Linked DNA regions of Homo sapiens: all the other regions are linked to region 1. A link is a loop called in an ENCODE intact Hi-C map of the cell type or tissue named here. Cell type or tissue: heart right ventricle. All regions are shown on one strand. Region 1 overlaps COL5A1 (collagen type V alpha 1 chain). Region 2 overlaps COL5A1 (collagen type V alpha 1 chain). Region 3 overlaps WDR5 (WD repeat domain 5). Region 4 holds the start of LOC124902297 (a long non-coding RNA gene). Region 5 overlaps LOC105376311 (a long non-coding RNA gene).

Region 1 (4,000 bases):
GAGCAAGATCTGGACATCAAGAGGGCGCTGAGCGGTGAGCAGGGATGGCTTCCTGAACAAGGCTGGCCGGAGCTGGACCCAGAGGGGTGGTCAGCTCTCAGCTCCTGGAACCAGCACCCCTCTCACTGGAAGGGCCCTGGGGAGGCCGGTGGGCTCCAGGTCTCTCCTCTGACTCCACGGATGGCAGACCCTGGAGGAGTTGGCTCCTCTGCCAACCCCAACCTCAGTCCTCATGCTCCTGGACCCTGATGTGAGTTTGAGGAGGACCAGCTCCTAAACCAACGATATTCTCCAGTCAGGGCCCTTGGCTCCTCCACGGCAGCTGGGTAGGTCACGGTGTCACAAGGCACTGGCAGGGCCACCCACCAGTGACTCCCAAGCCAGGATCAGCCCAAAGGCAGGGACCGCATGGTGAGGTGTGAACCAGCACCCCTCTGGTTCACACCATTGAGATCCCCAGGCTAGAGCAGTGCCCAGCCCTGCAGGCACTCAGTACAAATCTGTACGCTGGATGGATAGAAGGAGGACGGAGCCGTGGAACACCACTGAGGCAGTGTCAGTCAGCATCTGGGTGCCCTGTGTGTCAACCGGCATTTGTGCCCTGTGGGTACCACCCTGTCCTACATCTGGGAGAGAAAACAGCTCCCAGTGCCATGCAATGCACTCTCCTTTGCATACGAACCCAGCCACACCTGTGGACCCATCCGCAGGCAGCTCTGCGGAGGAGGAGCTTGGCCGTTGCCCCATCTCACGCGAATCTGGGGGAAGGGGTCTCCAGAGCGAGCTGGGGTGGCTGCAGCCCCCAGCACAGAGCTCCAGCCATGCCGGTCCTGGCTGGGTAAGAGCAGCGGCCACTCGCTGTTGCCTGTCTGGAGTTTTGGCCGGTGCTGGCTGGGCAAGAGCAGCGGCCACTCGCTGTTGCCTGTCTGGAGTTTTGGAAATGTGGCTGCCAGGCCGGGGATGCTGTGAAAGCTTTGTGCTCCAGAGGCCAGCCAAGCCCCCACCCCACTCTGTTTCCCGCCACGGCCCTTGCCATGGAGCAAGACCCGCCTCTTCTGGACCTCCAAATCCCTGACCGTGAAAAGCAACGTGGCAGAGAATCTTACTGTGTGGCCCAATCTGATGCGTACTGCCCTCAGAGGTCACCCAGCCACACAGAACGATAACAACCTCCTCCCGCATAGCTGACCTGAATCCTTCTCCTCCAAAGGCCGGCCTCAGTGCTCCCATCTCCTCCCCAAGCAAGCATCCCCACTGGCTCGGCTCTTGCTCCCAAGAAGGCTGCCGCCGCCTGCCCCTGCATCCTGCTGCCTGACCTCACCTGTCCTGCCCCTCCCCAGCTTTCCAGGGGTACTGAGCACCTGTAAGAACCTCCAGGTCCAAGGCCAGGACTTACTGTCCTGCGCCCTGGCCCGCCTTTCCTGAGCACTGCTGCAAAGCCACCAGGCACTGCACAAGACACTCCCCAAACGCCTCCCCGTGCAGTAACCTGGGAAGCATCCCTAGCCACTGCGCTCTGACATCACGAACCACCTTCTCACACGACCAGACCCTGCCCTGCATCCACCCACCACAACACCCACAGGGTCCTCACTCTGCCCCGGACAGCAGGCAGGGCCCTGGCGTGAACACCCGCGAACACCCGCACGCAGCCCTTGTTTCTCCCACCCACAAGCCAGCTGTCCAGGAATCAGTTCTTAGTCCTTCTGCACTCAAATCCACATTCATTCCAACAGCAGGAAGAGAAAACTCCCGCCCCGCCGGACACCAGGAGGCCGCAGTACTTGGAGCGCCCACCAGGTGTCAGAAGGAAATCGCGGCAGCCAGGGAGCAGCTCTCCCTCCATCTCCTCCCGCGGCGAGGGACACCCGAGGATGCCTCTGAGCCTGTGAGCCAGGTGCAACCCAGACCAAGGAAGTTCCCAAACCCAGCAAGGGGGGTGGCCAATTCCACGTGGTGTGGCTGCCCAGGGGCGAGGAGTGGGAAAGGCCCCGGAGCCATCTGCTGTGGTTACTGCTGCTGCGGCCGTTTGCTGGGCAACTGCAGGGTCCTGAGGCCACCGTCTGGGCTGAGCACTGGCAGGCTCCCTGGGCCCCGAGGGGCCCCACTCTCCCCATAGCCACAGTTCAGCCCCAGAAACATCTGAACGGGGCTGGTGTGAGGAGTGCCTGGGTGAGGGGGGATTTGAAGACACAAGCCTCTGGGTCACCTCCACAGGCAGGGACAGCTCGGGTCACAGTGTGGAGAGGAGGCGTGGGCAGCCCCACACCTTGTGTGATCTCAGGAAACACAGTCAACCTCTTACCCTTTCTCCAGGGTCCCCGACTTGGCCAGTGGGACCCATGGTTCCTGGAGGTCCGGGAAGACCCTAGAATTAAAAATAAAGTTGGGGCAGTTAGAAGATGGGGCCGCAGGGCAAGGTCCAAGTTCCAACTGGCCAACCAAGGCAGAGGTGGGGGTGGGATAGCGCCGGCTCCCAGGGGATCTGCAAAAGCGGAGAGCCCCCCTCTTTTCCATCCAGGAGACATAAGGGGTGTCACCAACCCCACCCCACCAAGAGCACCTTCTGCAAGTCACAGGATAAAGCCGGATACTCACCGCGGGGCCTTCTGGGCCAGGCGGGCCCTCGATGAGCATGCCCTGGGGAGACAGAGAGAGGGCGTCTGAGACCGCAGCCCATCCCTCCCGACACCCCAGACCCCAGTGGTGTGGACGGCCTTCAGCTGCATGCACAAGAGGCCCTGGCTCAGCTCCTGCTGTCCTGGGGAGTCACGAGCACAGACTGCAAAGGGGGCCTGTGGTGGGGCCTCAGTGGCTGTCCTCCTGGCACTCGCTGGCAGAAGAGCAACCCGGGCCAGCGGCCAGTGACAGACACAGGCTCCCGCAAGACCAGCGCCACGAGAAGCACCTGAAGACGCCGAGATGAGGAAAAGGAGCCGAGACCGCCAGGCTCCCTGCATCACCCCAAAGGGGAGTGCCAGGCAGGTCCGCCAGGCCAAAGCCACTCGAGGGAGGAGGTGGATGCCAGGACAAGGGGACTCGGGTGGATTTGGGAAGGATAAGGGAAAAATAGGTGCCCCAGCTCCAGGCTGAACTTCTGTCCCCAGCCAGGACCACCGTCAGGCCCCAGGGCTGCAACCTCCAGACCCCGCCTCCCTCCAGGTAAGAGGTGCATCCTCCCATGCACGCAGCAGCCCAGAACCCATGGGAAACCCTGCCATGTCCACCTGCCCACTCAGCCCTCCTCCTCTGGCCCTCACCTCACCACAGGGCCCATCTGCCTCAAGCACACCCAGGCCTCACTCTAACCCCAATGGGGACAGGGCCTCCTGGCTCTTGGGTCAGCCTGAGCCCTGGGAAAGGCAATGTGGACAGCTGTGAAGGCAGCAGTGGGAGCGGCTCCCTGCAGGACGGGGCTCCCTGCCCTGAGACCCCCACTTCCGACCCCTTCCCCAGGGCGGGATTCCTCTCTCCACTTCTGACCTGGCAACGCCAGGGTCAGGCACCCCCAATGCCCCAAGAGTCCTCCGTGTTCCATGACGACTTCAGGGCGACTGTTCCTCAAGGGACTTGCTCTGACAGATGGGAACCAGGTGCTACTCAACAAGACAATGGAGAATGACCCCGAGGCAGCCAGAGATCTTTGAGGCAAGCTAGGACCTGGGGGACCACATTTTCAAAGAGGTACCCAGGAACTCAGCATTCCCTGCCCTGCACCCCTCAAGTGTCTGCTCCCCACGTTGCGACACAGCACCCGTCAGCCGCCCAGCCAAGGCTCCAGCAGGCCCAGGGGCAGCTCTGGCTCAGCTCTGGAGGGTGTGGGTGTGGCCTCGGCGACACCCATGGGTACTGATTATCCTGCAGCTGCAGGGAAGGAAGGCAGGAACTGCGGCCATGGCGCCCTCCACGTAGAGGTCAAAGTGTGGCATGGACAGCCTGGGGTCCCGTGCAGAAACCAGCCACAGGGGCAGAGGCTCTGCAGAGAGTTCCCTGGGATGAC
Region 2 (4,000 bases), 50 kb after region 1:
CTGGGCCACACCCACCCACCCACATCCAGCAGAGAAGGACAGTGACAAAGCCCAGTCCCGTCCAGAAGGACAAAATCCCACTGTTGCAACTGCCTTTTCACTACAGTGAAACGAAGCCGGGCTCGTGAGAGGGGCTTCCTGGAAAGCTGAGCCCGCTTCTGCCACCACGCAGGCTTGAGCGCTGCTCCTGGCTGGAGGCCAGAGGGCCAACGGGACCCACCGCCCCAAACAGAAGGGTGCGGCACTTACCAGGGTACAGCTGCTTGGTGGGTGCGCTGAGCTGCGCGTCTTTGGTGACTCTGTAAGCGACATCCGGGCCTTTGGAAGATCGCCGCGTGGCGCAAAAGCCTGTTGTCTTTGTTATTCCATCAGGCAAGTTGTGAAAATCTAGAACCTTCAGGAGATCTGCTGGCTGAGCTGAAATGACAGAGGAGGAGCAGAGTTAGCCACGGAGAGGAAAGGAGCACCTGGGAACACCCGGAAGCTGGGATGACAGGAAGCACCCCCACCCCCACCACTGTGAATCCTGGGCACTCAGAAGAGCCCCAGGACCAGCTTAGAGCCGCGTGCTGGGCGAGGCAGGGCACCACGCTGCGGAGGAGGGTCCCATCCTTGTCCCCACCAGCAGCCACATACCGGGGGCAGACCCAGGCTAGCCCAGAGGGTCCCATCCCTGTCCCCACCAGCGGCCACACACCAGGGGCAGACCCGGGCTAGCCCAGCTCTGACGACGCCCTCCTTCCTCACTGCGCTCTCGTGGCTCCTGAGGCTGGCAGGGGCCACACACCCAGCCTCCCAGACACCTCTTCTCATTGGCCACGTAAGGAGAGCAGCCCAGGCAGATGCTGGAAGGCCACAGAAGGCCCACTGCGGAGCTGACCGCCTTATGGTGTGCTGTGCAATGACACAGGAGAACCGGTGGGTCACAACATCTGCCCTGCAGCCCTGAGAACCTTCACCCCACCTGAGGCCCCTCCAGAGGTCACGGGGATGTCACTGGCCTAGTTTATCCCCCCGTCATTATCCACCTGGACTGTCTGTCGCCTTCCCATGACCGTTTACAGCGGGTGTGCAGTTTCCATTGCCCTGGAAGACCCCTGCCCACATCGCCAGACCATGCAGAGCCAAGAACAAGGGAGGGGCAGCCCCCGCATCCCTTCCAGAAGGTTCCTGACCCTCTATCCAGGGGCTCTCAGGGAAGGGCAAGGGGATAAGCTGACCTCTGGCCACTGAAGCCGTGATCATTACCAGGGAGCTCAATGGTCACCCTCCAACACAAAAGACGGCCCCATCTGCCAGAGCCTCCTTCCCCCACACCACGAGGACCCCAGACCTGCATCCACCACAAGGCGCGAATCCAGGAACCTGCCCTGAACAAGGTCAGTTTTATGGGAAAAGCACTGCTCCTGTGCCCACGAGCAAGAGGCTCCCTGGGAGTCCCGGCAGAGAAAATAAACTCGAAGTTGGCATCACAGCGACAGAATGGTGTGTGTTGGGGCGGCCTGGGAGTTGGAGGAACCCAGCAGCCGGCAACTGCCCTGCCCAGTAGATGTGGACGGGGTTGGCCGTGCCCCCTCTGCTGGCCAATCAGAGCATGACACCGCCCTGTCCCAGACGGTCAGCTCAGGGATGGACGTGAGACCAGCCAGGATAAGGAAGCTCCGTCCTGGGGCTTTTTTCCTTTGAGAAAGAGGAATCCTCCCTGCTCTGCTGGCTCCAAACACAGAACAGGAACCTGGAGCTGCTGGCAACTGTCTCCTGAGCAGGTGGAGAGTGCTTGCCTGAGGATGCAGAGAGACAGACTGGCCACACTGTTTGAGTAGCTGGATCAAGCTGTGCCTGACAGAAACCGGTGTATCCCTCTTTATGCTAATGCCAATTGGAGTTAGATCCCAACATCTGCTACTAAACAGTGCCCATCTCTGGGTGCAGTGGTGTGGGCCTCCTCAGCTATCAGTTCCCCGCTCTCTGGCCTGGCCCTCCTCCCCAGGGAGGAATGGTGATCAGCCTGCGACGGGCTCAAGAGGAAAGTCCCACCTTTTTCCCAAGGGCAGAAGGTTTGGAGGTGAGATGGGATGGCCACGCAGGTTTCCTCTCTGCTGGTTTTCAAGGACTCCTGCAGCCAGGGGCACCTGCAGCCTCGGCACTGCCACGGGAGGAGGTGGCTGCCAGAGACAATGGCGCAGTGTCACTGCTTGTCCCAGCAGGCCCTCAGCAAGAGGAGCACCCAGACGGAGGACTCTGTCTCCCCAGCACTCCCTGTCCCTCCAGGGGACTCAGCGCGGGCACTGTGCTTGGTGCGCAGGCCACAAGGAGGTACAGACAGGAACCTGTGCCACCCCCACCCCCGCCATGACCAGCTGACAGTGCAGGGAAGACAGCAGCCTGGGCAGGGCTCTGAAGGAGACCAGGGTGGAGGGAAATCGAAGCCGCATTTCTCATTCATGAAGCCCCTCCCCATCCACAGTTCTCTGGAAGGCTCCACAGTACCCAGGTCCCAGGGTTCTGAAGTCCCTGCCTCTGACGGTGTCATTTCTACAGCTTGGCTTTGCTGCAGTCCTCTGCCAATTAAATCAAGAAGCCAGAAACATGGAGAAGCTGAGGATTTCCCACTGCGGCGTGGGAACAGTGACAAAGGGGAGGGGCGGCACAGGGACCCAGAACACCCCACGTCCAGGCCTCTCATGGCCTCTCTGTTTTCCTGGGTGGCTTTCGGCTGCCAAGCAGGGCACAGCCCACCCAGCTCTGTCACCCCCTCGGGCATGTATGGCACCTCCCACCTGGCCCCAGCAAAGAAGGCTTTGGTGGGCTTTTGCCTTTGACTTGAGAAGAAACGCTGAGTGCCAGTGCCTGGTGAGGCTGCACCGCGCAGCCCTGGGCCTGGATGCAGCCCGTGGAAAGAGAGGATGCGCCAGCTGCCGGTCCACCTGCTGAAGATGACACAGTGCCGAGCCCTGGGTCATCCCTAAGACTCAATTCCAGCACTGGCAGCGGCCGGGGCAGGGGAGCAAGGATCCCGGCCGGGGCTTCCTGGACTCACACCATAACAAGCCCGTGATGCTCTTCCCAGACTCAGGCTCGCAAGCCTGTTTTCTCCATTGCTGAAGGCAAGAGCTGTTTTCCAGCAGGCTTGGTGGACATGTTCGCAGATCTCTGTTGCAACAAGTTTAAGAGGCCACCAGACCTTTCCCAGGCCTAGTGCCACCCCTCCTGCTGGCCAGGGGCTTCCTGTGCCAGAGCAGAGGAAAACATTAAGTACTTTTTGAAAAAGAAAAGGTTGGGGAGAGCCCAGGAGGAGCCTGGCGCACAGCCTTTCAGGAGCTTTTCTTCCAGCCTCCATCAGGATGAAAACTCCACTTGGACACAGCACAAGCTTTGGGGACAGGTGGACATGGGTTTGAAGCCAGTGGCACCCCCCACCAGAGGGTGGATCCCAGTGGGTCAAGGCCAGTGAGAGAAGCTGCAGAATCAACAGTGGCCACCGCACACTGGCCCGTGCACTTCCCGGCTCAACAAACAAGAGCCCCTCTCTTTTGCCCTTTTCTCCTAGACAGCCAGGCAGGGGCCCATCACCAGCAGTTCCCAGAGGACCCACCGAGCAGCCCAGGTGCTCAGTGAAGACGAGATGGCATCACGCGTGTGGTCTCCACACCCAGCCCGGTGCCTACTCTTTAGTGAAGGACCATGCAGCTGTGCCCAGAGGTTCCTGAGACCGACCATCTGATGCACAGAAGGCCAGCTCCGAAAGCTTCATGAAACAAAAACTTTGTTGATTCCATGGAACCCTCGCCATGACCGGATCACCTATGGGGTCAGTCCATCACATGGTGGATGGATGGATGGATGGATGGATGAATGGATGGATGGATGATGGATGGATGGATGGATGGATGGATGGATGGATGGATGGATGAAGTCCCAGAGAATAGCAGGTGTCCTGCTGTGCCTTGGCCACCCAAGCTCCAGCCCTGTCTCCTCTAGGCACCATCCTGCTCTGCAG
Region 3 (4,000 bases), 580 kb after region 1:
ATCCACTACGTAACAACAAGCAGGGAAAACAGGGCAAGGAAAAGCAGGTCAGAGCTCATGCATGTGAAAGGGAGAGAATCTCCAGTTATGCCCTGCCCCACGCCCACCCTGCTGGTGGCTGCCTCGCTGAACTCAACCAAAAAGCCCTGCCTGCCCTCCAGCCAGGCCTGAGGCTTCCTCTCCCAATGGGGACAGCCCCGCCTGCTCTATCCCAGCACCGGCCTCGCTCACAGAAGCCAGGCACCTGCCTGCCCCAGGAGAGGCTTCCAGGATGGAAGATGCTTCTCAGGTCACCCTTTTCTGAGTCTGTGTGTCACACACATGTTGCCCGAGTCACCCCGGTCTAAGACAGGAGCATCGAGACCAGTGTGGGTGGGCGGGAAAACACACTCCCCTCCCTGCTGGGGCCGGTGGACGACAGCCCCGGAGCCAGCGCACCCACCCAGGGACACCCTGAGCACACAGAGCTCCACCTGTTGGGTCCCAGCGCCCTCGGAAGGTGTCAACCAAGCACTGCCAGCAAAGCCCGACAACAGGCTGCCTGCCTCCGTTAAGGAGATGGACCTAGAAACAAACGGGACAAGGTGTCCCCGGTACTTGGCGCAGTGCGCTTTGGTTGAAATGGAAATTCATTTTGTGGGCACAGAAAAGTGTCTCTGAGTATAAAGCAACCTGTAACAGGTGTGACCTCTCGGGAGAGTAAGCTGGGAACAGGTGAGACGCTTCAAGGTTATGAGACTCACCTTCCCACCAGTAACAGAGAAATTGGCAAATATGCAGTATTTCTCATTCTTGTGGCCAGTGTACGTCTTCAGGCACTGAAACAGGAGGGGACAGGCTGGTCACAGAGTCATGGTTCCCCTTGATTTTGTGTAATTCTACGTTCTAAGCAAGGCGTTTCACTACTCACTTCACTTATTTCTGAAAAGTACAAGTACCAAACCCACACAATCGAAGATTTAACTTGCAGACTGCCACCCTACAAATACCCAGGTCTTTCAGGAATTCGCACCAAACCCAGCGGAGATGGCTCTCTGAGCTCCTCTCCTTTGTCATCACCGGGGCCAGCTCTGTCCCCACCAGAGGCCATGACCCAGGGATGGTGCACCATGGGGGCCCAAGCCTGCGGGGGCTCACCTTCCCCTTGCTGTAGTCCCAGAGCTTCAGAGTGCTGCAAGACAGAGAGAGGGGTGAGGCGGCATGTCTGGAGGCATCCTTCTGTCCCCACACCCAACTCTGCAGCCACTACGTCACAGCCACCATCAGCGCCAGGTGCAAAAGCCAGCGGGGCTGGAACCCCCTTCCCCATCAGGGTAAGGAGCCCCTCAGGCTCAAAGTCCAGTGACTTGGCGTCTGAGAGCACAGTGTGACAGCCGCAAGTATTTGTAGTTCCAAGAGAGACTTTAACAGGAAGCTGATGGGTGTTATCGTCCCTGACTCGGGTCATCCTCAAAAGGGTGAGGAAGTCCTCTTGGTTCTGGAAACATCCAGAACAGGTTTTACCACCCAACCACACAGCCCTCAGAGGATCAGGGCCCAGGCTCGGACCCACAGGGCTGAGGGTGCACGCATGGGAAAGCTGGAGCTTAGAGAACAGCCCAGGAGGGCAGTGGCTTTGTGAGAGGTAAAATCAAGATGCTCAGAGGTCAGAACCAGAAAGGGCCTTGGAGGCCCCCGGACCGCCGACTCCTTCATGCGGGATGGCTAGGCCTGCCCTGGCCACAGTTGCTCAACCAGAAAACGGACCCTAAATCCTCCTATAGTCGGACCTGAGGTTCAGCCTCGGGAAGGGATGGACGGGGGCCTGCCCTCCGACCTAACAGGCCACTGCCCAGAAGCCGAAGCTCCACCAGGAGCCTGGATCCCGTGCCAAGCCCACAACACGCTCTCCAAAGGCTCACGCTGGCACGCAGGTGTCTCTGGCTGGGGAGGCCACATGCCCGCCCCCACAGTCCCACGCAGTACTCACTTGTCCAGCGTGGCGGCCAGGATGTATTTGCCGTTCGGGGAGAACTTCACAAAAGACACGGGGGGGTTGTCGTCATCTGCAATAAAAACGGACAGGTGACACACGGCGGGCGCTGACAGCCAGGCAGGGACAGGAGGTGGGACCCGCTCCCCATCCCCCACGTGCGACATCTGAGTGAGGTCGGCCACCACCATCAGTGCCAGCACCACCACCCCTCGCCGCCCCGAAGGGTGGCCTAGCCACGCACACCAGCCGTGAGCAGGTTCTTGACACCTCAAGCCCATAGGCCCGGGGGCCCCTTGACACCAGGACTTTACGAATACAGGCCTCCTGGGGCACCAGGCCATGGGCACTCTCAGGAATCACCTGCCTCACAGGGGATGGATAAGGCTGGCGAATGCCCAACTCAACAGAGGGACAACTCCACCAGCAGCAAAGAGGGCTGGGGAATCACCTCGGAAATTCTCCTTTAAGAATTTATCGACGCAAGGGGCATCTGCACCCACAGAACCCATCTGTTTGTTGTCACATCCACAGCTAATGCCCCAGGCCTATCAGCTGGACTCTGCAGCCCTGAGGGCAGAGCAGAGCCGCTGCTTCTCACACAGCTGAAAAAGAGTCAAGGTTCCCAGAAGCTGTCGATGTACAGGTCAGAGTTTTCAGGACATGGCAACCCCACGACCCTCAGAAGTGGAGGAAGGCATCTCCTCTCACCTGAGTGAGGAGGAGGGAATCTCAAGGAAGGTGTGTCCTGGTGCAGGCCCCACCCCTGGGCCCCACCAGAGACCCCCACCGACCCCCAAGCACGTGCACGCGCTGGTGTGTCCCGAGCACCGGGAAGGACACGGCCCTCAGCATTACCACCACGGGGACGCCTGGCCTCGCCAGGCACCTGGCGTCTCCGCTCCCTCAGCCCGGTCACATACACTGAAAAGGCACGGGAGACGCTGTGAGGCCATGCGGTCCCTCCCTCAGGGGCACACCACGTCACACCGCCAGGCAGGCCGAGGTCACAGTGAGGGCCGGGGGGCCGGGCTCCCTTAACACAGCTGATGGCAAGCGTGTCCGCATGCCTAACCCAGGCTGCCTGGGCAGAGCCTCACAGAGATGAACGCATCAGCCAACCTGTCTCAGTGAAGTCCAGAAGGGTCTAACTCGCTAGACCTGAGGAGACGCCGATGGGAAAACTGCTATGCAGCGACCCCTCCGTCCCCACCCTGGGCTCAGGGGCGCCCAGGCTGGAATCCCAGTCCCTGCACCTGCTTGCTGTGGAGCTTTGGGCTAGTGAATGAGCCTCTATGCAGGATGAGGACAACCCCCCTCCTCAGAGGTGGCCGTGAGGGTTACGTGTGCTCACACAACAGCGGCGCACACAACTGAGCACAGGTGGCCCGTCCAGGGGACACCAAGTGCGGTGTGATCTCAATCAGGAGAGATGCATGGCAAAAGGCTGGCCCCACAAGGCAGGAAGCTATAAAGACCGCTGTGGCAAGGGGACTCATGCTGAAGCCCAAGCCTCCAGAGCCTCAGAGGCGAGTGTACTGGAGACAGGGCCTTCAAAGAGGGCGACAGAGTGAAAATGAGGCCCAAGGGTGGTGTCCTTACAAGAGGACATTTGGACACACGGAGGCACCAGGGACACTGGTGTGAAGCCAGGGTAAGGCAGCGTCTATAAGCCAAGAAGAGGCCTCCTCAATCCTGACCACAGCCTCCTGGACTGCGGGGAGACACATTCCTGCCACAGATAGCCTCCCAGCCTGTGGGGCTTGGTCTCAGCTAGGCCAGCAGGCTATGACAGACTAGAGGGAAGAAGGGCGCAAACGGGGTGCCTCCCCACACGGGGGTCCATCCCCCCATCCTCACCACCCAGCTCCCTCCTCAAGGTGCGCCCCATCCCACACATCTAGCCTAGGCTTCTTAAACACGAACACTCCCCGGATGAAAACCCTTCCGCTCCTTTCTGCAGGCTCTGCAAGGGGCAGCTGGGAACCCCGGGCCGTCACAGACCCTCAGGCCACACCCTGCCCAGCA
Region 4 (4,000 bases), 570 kb after region 1:
GCTGCCTGCAAATTCCTTCTCTCTTCCCTACTAGCTGGAGGTCCTCTCTGAACTTCTGCTTTCTCCGCAGTCCCAAAGAGGAAGCAATGCGCAGCCCCCAGGGGCCAGACATCATGCACGTGGGCACCTGGTTCCAGCCCATGCGCAGCAAGCACTCAGAGGGCAGGGGTCTTGACTGGCAGGCCCGAGAGAGGGCAAAGCTGGCACCACTCGTGCCTCCACGTGCTCTGTCTGGCTGCATTTTTTAAACTAACTTATCTCCACCCTCACCGAGCTCTGGTGCCCCAGGGAAGCTTCTGTAAGTGCTTCAGCCTCCCCAGGGCTCCCCAGCCCCAGAGTACACGGCGTGGTACATGGGGGTGCAGGGCGTGGGAGGCAGGCAAGGGGCGCAGGAGGCAGGCGAGGGGCGCAGGAGGCAGGCGAGGGGCGTGGAGGCAGCGGGTATGATTCAAAACGGGCTATTCGGGTCCTCTCATGGGTGCCGGGAATGCTGGGCTCTTCCTCTGGCCGGAGGGTCTCGGGGCTCCAACTACAGGGACCAGCACCCACCCCTGAGTTAAATCCCTGCAGCCTCTGGGATGGTCCAAATGCCGAGGCAGGGGAGGGCACCCACCAAAGCGACCCCAGGCCCACGGGACTCGGCCCAGTCTGTCGGCCCGGGGCGTTTACCGCAGGGAGAACAGGCAGCCTCTCCCCGCCAGTGTGCGCTAGGGCCTTGCGGGGCCAAGTCTCCGAGGTGGTCTCTCCTGGGGCACTGAAATGTCACCTGGAGGGACCCCCGAGGCTGGCCCACACTTTGGTGCTGTGACATCTTTTGGGCCAGTCCCAAGAAGATTCTACCTCCTACTCCAGCCCCAACCCCGCAGCCTCACCAGCAGCCCTCCCGGGGCCTCTGCCTGGGCCAGATCCCTGCCTGGAGTGCCTTCTTCCTTGGCACAGCGGTGACCGCGCAGGCCCCGGCCTCCCTCCCGAAGGCCCCGGCCCCACTCGGCCTGTCAGACCAGAAAAGCCCCTCCTGGTGGCACCACCCGTCCCTGAAGCCTGGCCTCTCTTTCTGCTTAGAACCCACACTCAAGGTTGCCGCAAAGTTCTCGTAAGTAGGGGCTGCCGCGGTGTGTGTGGAGTTATCCCAAAGTCATTCCGCACTCCCTGTGTGGCGTAGGGCCGGCAAGTGGCCTCTCTGTGCCCTGGGTTTCTCACCTGTCCGTCCGGGCAACAGCAGTGGCCACCTCTTGCCAGCCGTGCTGTCCTTAGAATGACTTGTTAAAATCGCCTGCCTCCCCTCCTGGGGTACCGAGGACCTCAGCCCCAGAGAACTGCACGGGGGTCTGTGAGTGGCTAAACTAAGACACACGAGCTGGGCTCACTGGCCTGTACCACATCCTCCTGTCTCTGCAGCACAGGCCGGGCTTCTGATGGTGGAGAGGACTTGTCCTCTTGCCTGTCCCCAGCCCACACCCACTAACACCCATGGAAACAACCGAACGCGAGCGAACTACAGCAAGAGCCCTCTTGCGGGCTGCCTCTGGGGTCTAGAGGCAGAGCCGGATCATGTGCAGCCTGAGAAGTTTCCAGAACAGCTGTGAGCCAGCTCCTGGAGGGTCGATGGCCTATGTCTGAGTCCCTCCTGGTCCCATAGGCCTGAGGCTCCGTCCCTCCTTCTTTCAGGCCCTCAGGACGCTCGCAGGGAGCCAGTCCAGGGAGATTTATGTCCCTGAGGAAGGGGAGCCCCAGCACTTGGTCCATGCAGGGCTTCCGGCCCATCGGAGCCTCGGGGTCCAGGGCAGAACCGGAATGCTCAGGAGGCCAGCACTGGGTCAGGCAAGAAGCGTCTCCGGCCAAACGCCAACCCTGGGAACGTTCCATCCCCTCCTCCCTCCCGTACGTCCGGGGTCAGCAGTCACTTTATTAATAGAGGCCCCTGAGCCCTGAGAAGAGGTCTTCTCCCCCTAGACAGTCATCACCCTCTCTGCAGAAGCAGGGAACGGCAGCCCCTTGAGCAGGCTTGACTGGGAGGCCATGGGGGCATCCCTGCAGAGTCGGAGAAATCCAGGGAGTCCTGGGCCTGCCAGGCAGGGCGGTTACCACTCTGCCCAGAGGTCACCACAGGCACTGTGAAGGGAAATGTTTTTTCTCCTTCCTAAGACACCATCTACTTCAAGGCCAATATCCATTTCATAATAGTGCTGGGGGCGGGGGGGTGGGGCGGCAAAAAGAAACCACAGTAACTGTGTACTTCGGGCAAAGTGCCTGGTCCTCAGGAACCCAGGACGTGACGGGGAAGGCATCTGCATGCAGGGAAACATCCCATTGTAAACCCTCGGGGCCTTCGATACACAGCACTGAAAGGGCCTTATCTGGACCCTCCTGCTCCCCCTGCACATCACTGACAGAGTCTTCCAGTCCCAGGAAACCTTGGAACACACAAAAAGGCACGCTGCGTCCTTCCCTCACCCTTGCAGGGCCTCCCTGAGCTGCTCCACACTCTGGACCCAATGGGAAACAGAAAACCCACAGGAATGCCAACGACTCTCCTCCGTAGAAACGCCAGTGGTGCCCGTCACGTGCTGATTGGTAAGATTAGAGCTCTTTTTAGTTTTTATTGTACTCTTTCTCCCTGTCGTTTAGTTTGTTGTTTGTTTTTAGAAATGGGGTCTCACTCTGTCGCCCAGGCTGGAGTGCAGTGGCATAACCACAGCTCACTGCAGCCTCGACCTCCCAAGTTCAAGCAATCCTCCCACCTCAGCCTCCTGAGTAGCTGGGGCCACAGGTGCGTGCCACCACGCCTGGGTAAATTTTAAAAATTTTTTACAGATGGGGTCTTGCTATGTTGCCCTGGCTGGTCTTGAACTCCTGGGCTCAAGTGATCCTCTAGTCTCAGCCTCCGGAGTAGCTGAAACTACAGGCATGAGCCACCGCGCCCGGCTCAGTGTTGCTTTAAATGTCTCTATAGTGAGCAGGTATTCTATGTATCACACAGAAAACATGACCTTCTGAAAAAAACAATGCCAGAGAGAGTCCAGACTGCAACTGGAACTGTTGCGTGCTGGGCACATACCAAGAACCCCACAAATCTAGGCATCTCCCAGCATCTCCTGGGGCCCCGCTGCCAGCTGCACCTGAGGGTGTCACCTCGGATGTCCAGCGGACACTCCAGCCTCAGTTTCTCCATGGGGTAAACAGGACAGTCAGGGCTGGCTGCCACCGAGCCCTCACCATAAGCTCAACCCCAGGGCGGGCACTCTGCAGATCAGTCCCTTCAAGGGGAAAGACACTGAGGCACAGAACAGTTAGGGGCCTTGCCCAAGCCCAGAGAAGCCAGGCGGAGAGGGCTGTGGTGAGAGCCGGGAGCCCCAGCCAGGATGCGGGTTGGTGGCTCCAGCTCCACCCTGAGCGGTGCGGCCCCGCCCCCTGGTGGACACTGCTGGAACTGCCCAGCCCTGCACCCTAAAAGACACAGGTACCCTGTGTTCCATGCCTGTTGGGTGTCCCACCCCAAGAGGGGCGACTGACTGGGGCAGACACCCAAGCTCCCGAGCCCAGCAGCCTGACACTGGAATACTGTTCCCAAAGTGACCAAAGCAGCCAGGCTGTGTGGCTCAAGCCTGTAATCCCAGCACTTTGGGAGGCTGAGGCAGATGGATTGCCTGAGGTCTGGAGTTCTAGACCACCCTGGGTAACATGGTGAAACCCTATCTCTACTAACATACAAAAAGTAGCCAGGAGCGGTGGTGGGCGCCTGTAATCCCAGCTACTCGGGAGACTGAGGCAGGAGAATTGTTTGAACTCAGGAGGCAGAGGTCGCAATCAGTCGAGATGGCGCCACTGCACTCCAGCCTGAGCAACAGAGACGCTGTCTCAAAAAAAAAAAAAAAGTGATGGAAGCGGAGGCAGGGGTAGGAGGAACACCCCACCCTGGGGCCAGCCCACCACCCAGGCCAAGGCCAGCAGGACGGGGGCTGGCAGGCAGGGACACCCACCAGCCAGGGGCAGTTCCAAA
Region 5 (4,000 bases), 290 kb after region 1:
AATGGATGGGTGGATGGGTGAATAGATGGGTAGATGGATGGATGGATGAATAGATGGATGGATGGATAAATTGGTAAGCGGGTAGATGGATGGATGGATGGATGAATGGATTGGTGGGTGGGTAGGTAGATGGGTAGGTGGATGGATGGATGGGTGGGTGGGTGAATAGATGGGTAGGGAGATGAGGTGGTGTATGCACAGGGCTAAACACCATGAGCCTTGCCTTGGAGCCTCTGATTCACCATGGTACACCTGTGCACTTGTGAAATGCAGACAACTTGTGAAATTTACAAAACCACAGTTCCCACCTCTTGGAACTACACCCAATTTATTCATGTGATCAGCCCCAGTGGGTGCCTGCCTTGGAGTCTCAGGGGACCTGGTTAAGAAGATGGGAAGCTCTAGCCAGCAAGGAGTGAAGAGGTTTGCAAACACACTCTTGACCAAGCCTAAAGACTAAATCCAGACCGTGCTCAGGCTGGATTGGGCCTGAGGGAGGGGAAGACTGGGAAGACTGGGAGCTGGCCTTCTTCTCAGGGAGGAGTCTATAAGGCAGAGGAAGGGATGGAGGGAGAGAGGGAAGGGAAGGAGGGAGCAAAGACACAGGCCAGGCAAGCCTCCTGAGCAGGAGGAAACGTTTGTGAAAGGTGAAAGAGGCATTCGAAGGGGGATTGAGAAGAAGCACTGGAATTGCTGGATGTCTGGGCGATACATCCAGCAATTCCAGCACATGTCTGCCTGGGCAACATGGAGAACCCTCAGCCCCAATGGTCCCCGCCTCATCACCAGCCTCTCTCCCCATGTGTCTCTGTGTTACTCTTTGCACACCTCAGTTCTCTCCTGCCTCTGAGCCTTCGTATATGCTGTTCCCCCAGCCTGGGATGCCTTTCCCTGTATTGCTGTGTAGTTGTGCTATAGACAGAATATCTGTGTCTCAACAAAAGTCATGCATTGAAATCCTAACCTCCAAGATGATGATGTTGGGAGATGGGACCTCTGGGAGGCTCTGCCCTCATGAGTGGGATGAGCACCCTTATAAAAGAAGTCTCTGAGAACTGCCTTGCTCACTTCTGCCATGTGAGGATGCAGACAGAAGCAGCCAGCTCTGAACCAGCAATGGGCCCTTGCCAGATACCAAATCCGCAGGTGCCTTGATCTTGGACTTCCAGCCTCCAGGACCATGAGCAATAAGCTGCTGTCTGTGAGCCACCCAGCCCAAGTGGACTAGGACAGGTCGGCTTCCCGTGGAGGCCCCACCTGCCATGCTGTCCAAATCAGCAACCCCACCACCACCTCCCACACTCACTGCCTTCCCCATGACTTGATTCCTCACATGCTTATCTGGGACCAAGGGCTCCAGCTCCAGATGCAGGCATCCACCAGCCTCAAGGCCAGGCACCACAAGCAGGCCCCAGGCATGCCACTTTCTCCCCTCTGTCTTCCTTTGACCTCAGAAGGCACCCTCCTGAGGCTTCCTGCAGTCTCTGGGGACAACTTAGTTGTGTCCCAGTGGGGTTCAACTCATTAGAATTCATAGTCGCTTTGTAGTTGACAAGGTCTGCTCCAGAAGGACCACCACAAATCTCCCCTGGGACTAATCAGGGCAGATGTCCCAGGCACCACACTTCCATGCTTCTGAACCACAGTGTTCTGCATCCCCTCCCTCCCCTCAGCAGCAAGCAGGGGAAGGGCACTCTCCCCAGCCCATGAGATGGGCAGCAGGCAAGGAGGGGTGCAGGGGCTCTGCCTGGGGAATCGCAGAAGCATCACACAGTTCTCTGCCTTCACTCCTGGCCCTGAAAGCCCCTTCTCTGTATTTTGCTCTTCATTTCCAGAGCAGGATGTGGGAAACACAAGCACTGGAGGAAAAGGAGGACCCTTCAGCTAAGACGGAATCAGGGATGTTCATATGCGGGTCCGTCCCTGCTTCTACAGCCCGCCACGGTCCATTCTGGGGCAGCATCTTGGCCCCTAAGCATGGGGACAGAGAGCAAAAAGGCAGCATCTGCAAATCAAACTAAGCAGCATGTTCCAGGGCTGGGCAAATGGGAGAGGGAGGAGCCGGGAGGTGGTTGCCAGGGAAACATCAGAGCTTAGCCAGTCAGCAGGGGCCACCAGTTTGGTTGCCGGGTGCACTCTGCAGGATGACACTGCCCTCAGGTGGTGGATAGGGATGCTGACAGCCACGGCACCAGGGACCGCTATGTCCTGAGCCGATGGAGGCACCTTAGGATGTTTTCCCCTCGCTCTGTGTATACTAAAGATACCCAAGTAGGGCTGACCCTGCATACAGCTCCCATGGCCTCTCTGGGGGAGCAAGCTGAGGATATTCCGTTGTGATGAGGTTTCACAAGCATCCTGACCTCTGGGGAAGTTGCTTTTGCCACAGTTCCCATCAAGTGTTGCCCTGCATGCCAAGGAAACAGAGCCCCTTGCAGGGAAGACAAAGGGTCCATGAGATGCCTCCTTCCTTGAACATGACAAAATTCAGTGCTGTCATCCACATAATTCAGCGGCAAAGATAGGTTTTACTGAATTTCTTCAGTAAGGTATTTTCGTTTTCTAAACCCTAAAACTTGGAATAATTAGAGGTTGCCACCCAGTGGGGACTCAGAAAATTGCAACCCAGCTTTATCAGCTGTTGTAACTCTCCAAACAAAACCAAGGTCTCTGCCTATGTGTCGGGGGTGGGGTGGGGCAGGGTGGGTGTTCAGGGACTGGTGGAGTTTCTAGAGCCCCAAGAGGGGTGACATGTCCAACAGAAAGAAACCACCAAATTCCAAATTCAGGAGGACAGTGGAACAAAGTCTGCTGGCCTTGGACCTTTAAGCTGTCTGCCTTCCCACACCCTCGCTTTCCAACTCACCCAATGAAGAACACAGCTGCACAGTGACAGTCCCATCAAGCCTGTGTCTGCTGCACCCAGACAAAGCCTCAGAGTCCTTCTCATCACAGTGCTGTCAGCAGCCCCTGCTACCAACTAGAATGGTCAAATGGCTGTATGGCCCCCTCAATCCATGTTCCATTTGCTCCTAGTTCACTTGGGGTTTTTTGGCAAATTGTTTGCTTTTCTCTAAAGTATATTGTTTGTAACTCAAGTAGCTTGTTTGTTGCACCCAAAGTTCACTAGGTTTGTACTTACTGGAAAATTCCTGGGTCCTGCCCTTTTGACGTGTCCCCACCCAGGGCCCCCTGCCACCACATGCCCTCCAGTGACACTGACACCTTGGCCCTCTATTCCCTGGACAGTCTGCAGTTGGCTGGCCCCAGGCACCTGCAGTCCAGGTGACCCCACCTTCCACTCTCACTACCAGCCCTGTGACATTCTGCCCCACAGCTGGGTTAGACTCCCTGAGCACATGCACCTCCGGTTCTCCCAGGCCCTTCACTGCAGCTGGGTCCTCAGTAGACCCACACACTTGTCATGGCTTCTGTGCAAGCCACCCACGTCCCTGGGCACCCAGAGAAAGGACCTTAGTAGAAAAGGCCAATGAGGCTGCAAAGCCCGGCACCTGGAAGGTCTCTCGCTCTCAGTCTCGCCCAGCTGCCCCTCACTGAGTGTTGGAGTGATGCCAGAGGGGAGCCACTGCAGGTCTTGGCTCAGGCAGCACCACAAGCAAGGTGCTAGGATTAGCCCCATTCCACAGGGGCAGAAACTGAGGCTCTGGGTGAGCGAGCAGGGAGCTGACGTGAGTGACTCCAGAGCCCACACTTATATCTCGCAGGGGCAGAGCAGAAGAGACCGAGGACTGGATTCCAGGCCAGCACCACCAGCAGGGCCCTTGGCTCCTGGCCACTACCTGAGATACAGAGGGTCTGCAGAGCCCATGTCCTCCTGCTCCCCTCCCCCACCCCATCCAACCTCCAACAAAGGAAAAATCTTCCCCAAACCCTGCCTGTCTGTTAGGAAAGCTCCCCTACTTCAGTCCCCTGGCCCTGGGGCCACTAACCCAGGTCTTACTGACCAAGAACTTGGGGGATTTTTATGCAACAGCAAGAG

Evidence for each region. A loop is a pair of places that touch in the nucleus more often than their neighbours do. Peaks named below come from ENCODE experiments on the same cell type or tissue, not always from the same donor. Only the 100,000 strongest peaks of a DNase experiment are listed, where the experiment ranks them.
Region 2: a loop joins it to region 1, with 3 times the contacts of the local background. A loop is called at or near these places in 80 of 110 quality-filtered maps.
Region 3: it touches region 1 in a loop (3-fold over the local background); 4 of 110 quality-filtered maps call a loop at or near these places.
Region 4: a loop joins it to region 1, with 5 times the contacts of the local background. A loop is called at or near these places in 32 of 110 quality-filtered maps.
Region 5: it touches region 1 in a loop (16-fold over the local background); 80 of 110 quality-filtered maps call a loop at or near these places.

Annotation. Positions count from the first base shown.
Region 1 is chr9:134,737,114-134,741,113 of GRCh38, reverse strand. COL5A1 (collagen type V alpha 1 chain) reads right to left here. Exons shown (of 66, transcript NM_000093.5): 10 at 2,599-2,640; 11 at 2,306-2,368. Among named protein-coding and RNA genes, the nearest start is that of COL5A1-AS1, 86 kb to the right of the region's middle. In heart right ventricle, a CTCF peak has its summit at 1,796 (motif pointing right); a DNase peak (open chromatin) is centred at 1,793; H3K27ac peaks cover 1,567 bases.
Region 2 is chr9:134,687,329-134,691,328 of GRCh38, reverse strand. It overlaps COL5A1 (collagen type V alpha 1 chain), which reads right to left. Exons shown (of 66, transcript NM_000093.5): 2 at 250-417. Among named protein-coding and RNA genes, the nearest start is that of COL5A1-AS1, 36 kb to the right of the region's middle. RefSeq lists an enhancer at 1,749-2,539. In heart right ventricle, a CTCF peak has its summit at 1,586 (motif pointing left); a DNase peak (open chromatin) is centred at 1,588; H3K27ac peaks cover 817 bases.
Region 3 is chr9:134,152,511-134,156,510 of GRCh38, reverse strand. WDR5 (WD repeat domain 5) reads right to left here. Exons shown (of 14, transcript NM_017588.3): 10 at 1,970-2,045; 11 at 1,138-1,171; 12 at 744-818; 13 at 1-5. Among named protein-coding and RNA genes, the nearest start is that of RNU6ATAC, 10 kb to the left of the region's middle. RefSeq lists an enhancer at 3,605-4,000. In heart right ventricle, no CTCF peak of the experiment used is centred here; no DNase peak of the experiment used is centred here.
Region 4 is chr9:134,170,335-134,174,334 of GRCh38, reverse strand. LOC124902297 (a long non-coding RNA gene) reads left to right here and starts at 2,310. Exons shown (of 2, transcript XR_007061834.1): 1 at 2,310-2,574. In heart right ventricle, no CTCF peak of the experiment used is centred here; DNase peaks (open chromatin) are centred at 1,809, 2,291 and 3,170; H3K27ac peaks cover 432 bases.
Region 5 is chr9:134,447,899-134,451,898 of GRCh38, reverse strand. The region is part of intron 1 of LOC105376311 (a long non-coding RNA gene); the gene reads right to left. Among named protein-coding and RNA genes, the nearest start is that of MIR4669, 70 kb to the right of the region's middle. RefSeq lists a silencer at 1,962-2,256. In heart right ventricle, a CTCF peak has its summit at 2,167 (motif pointing left); a DNase peak (open chromatin) is centred at 2,108.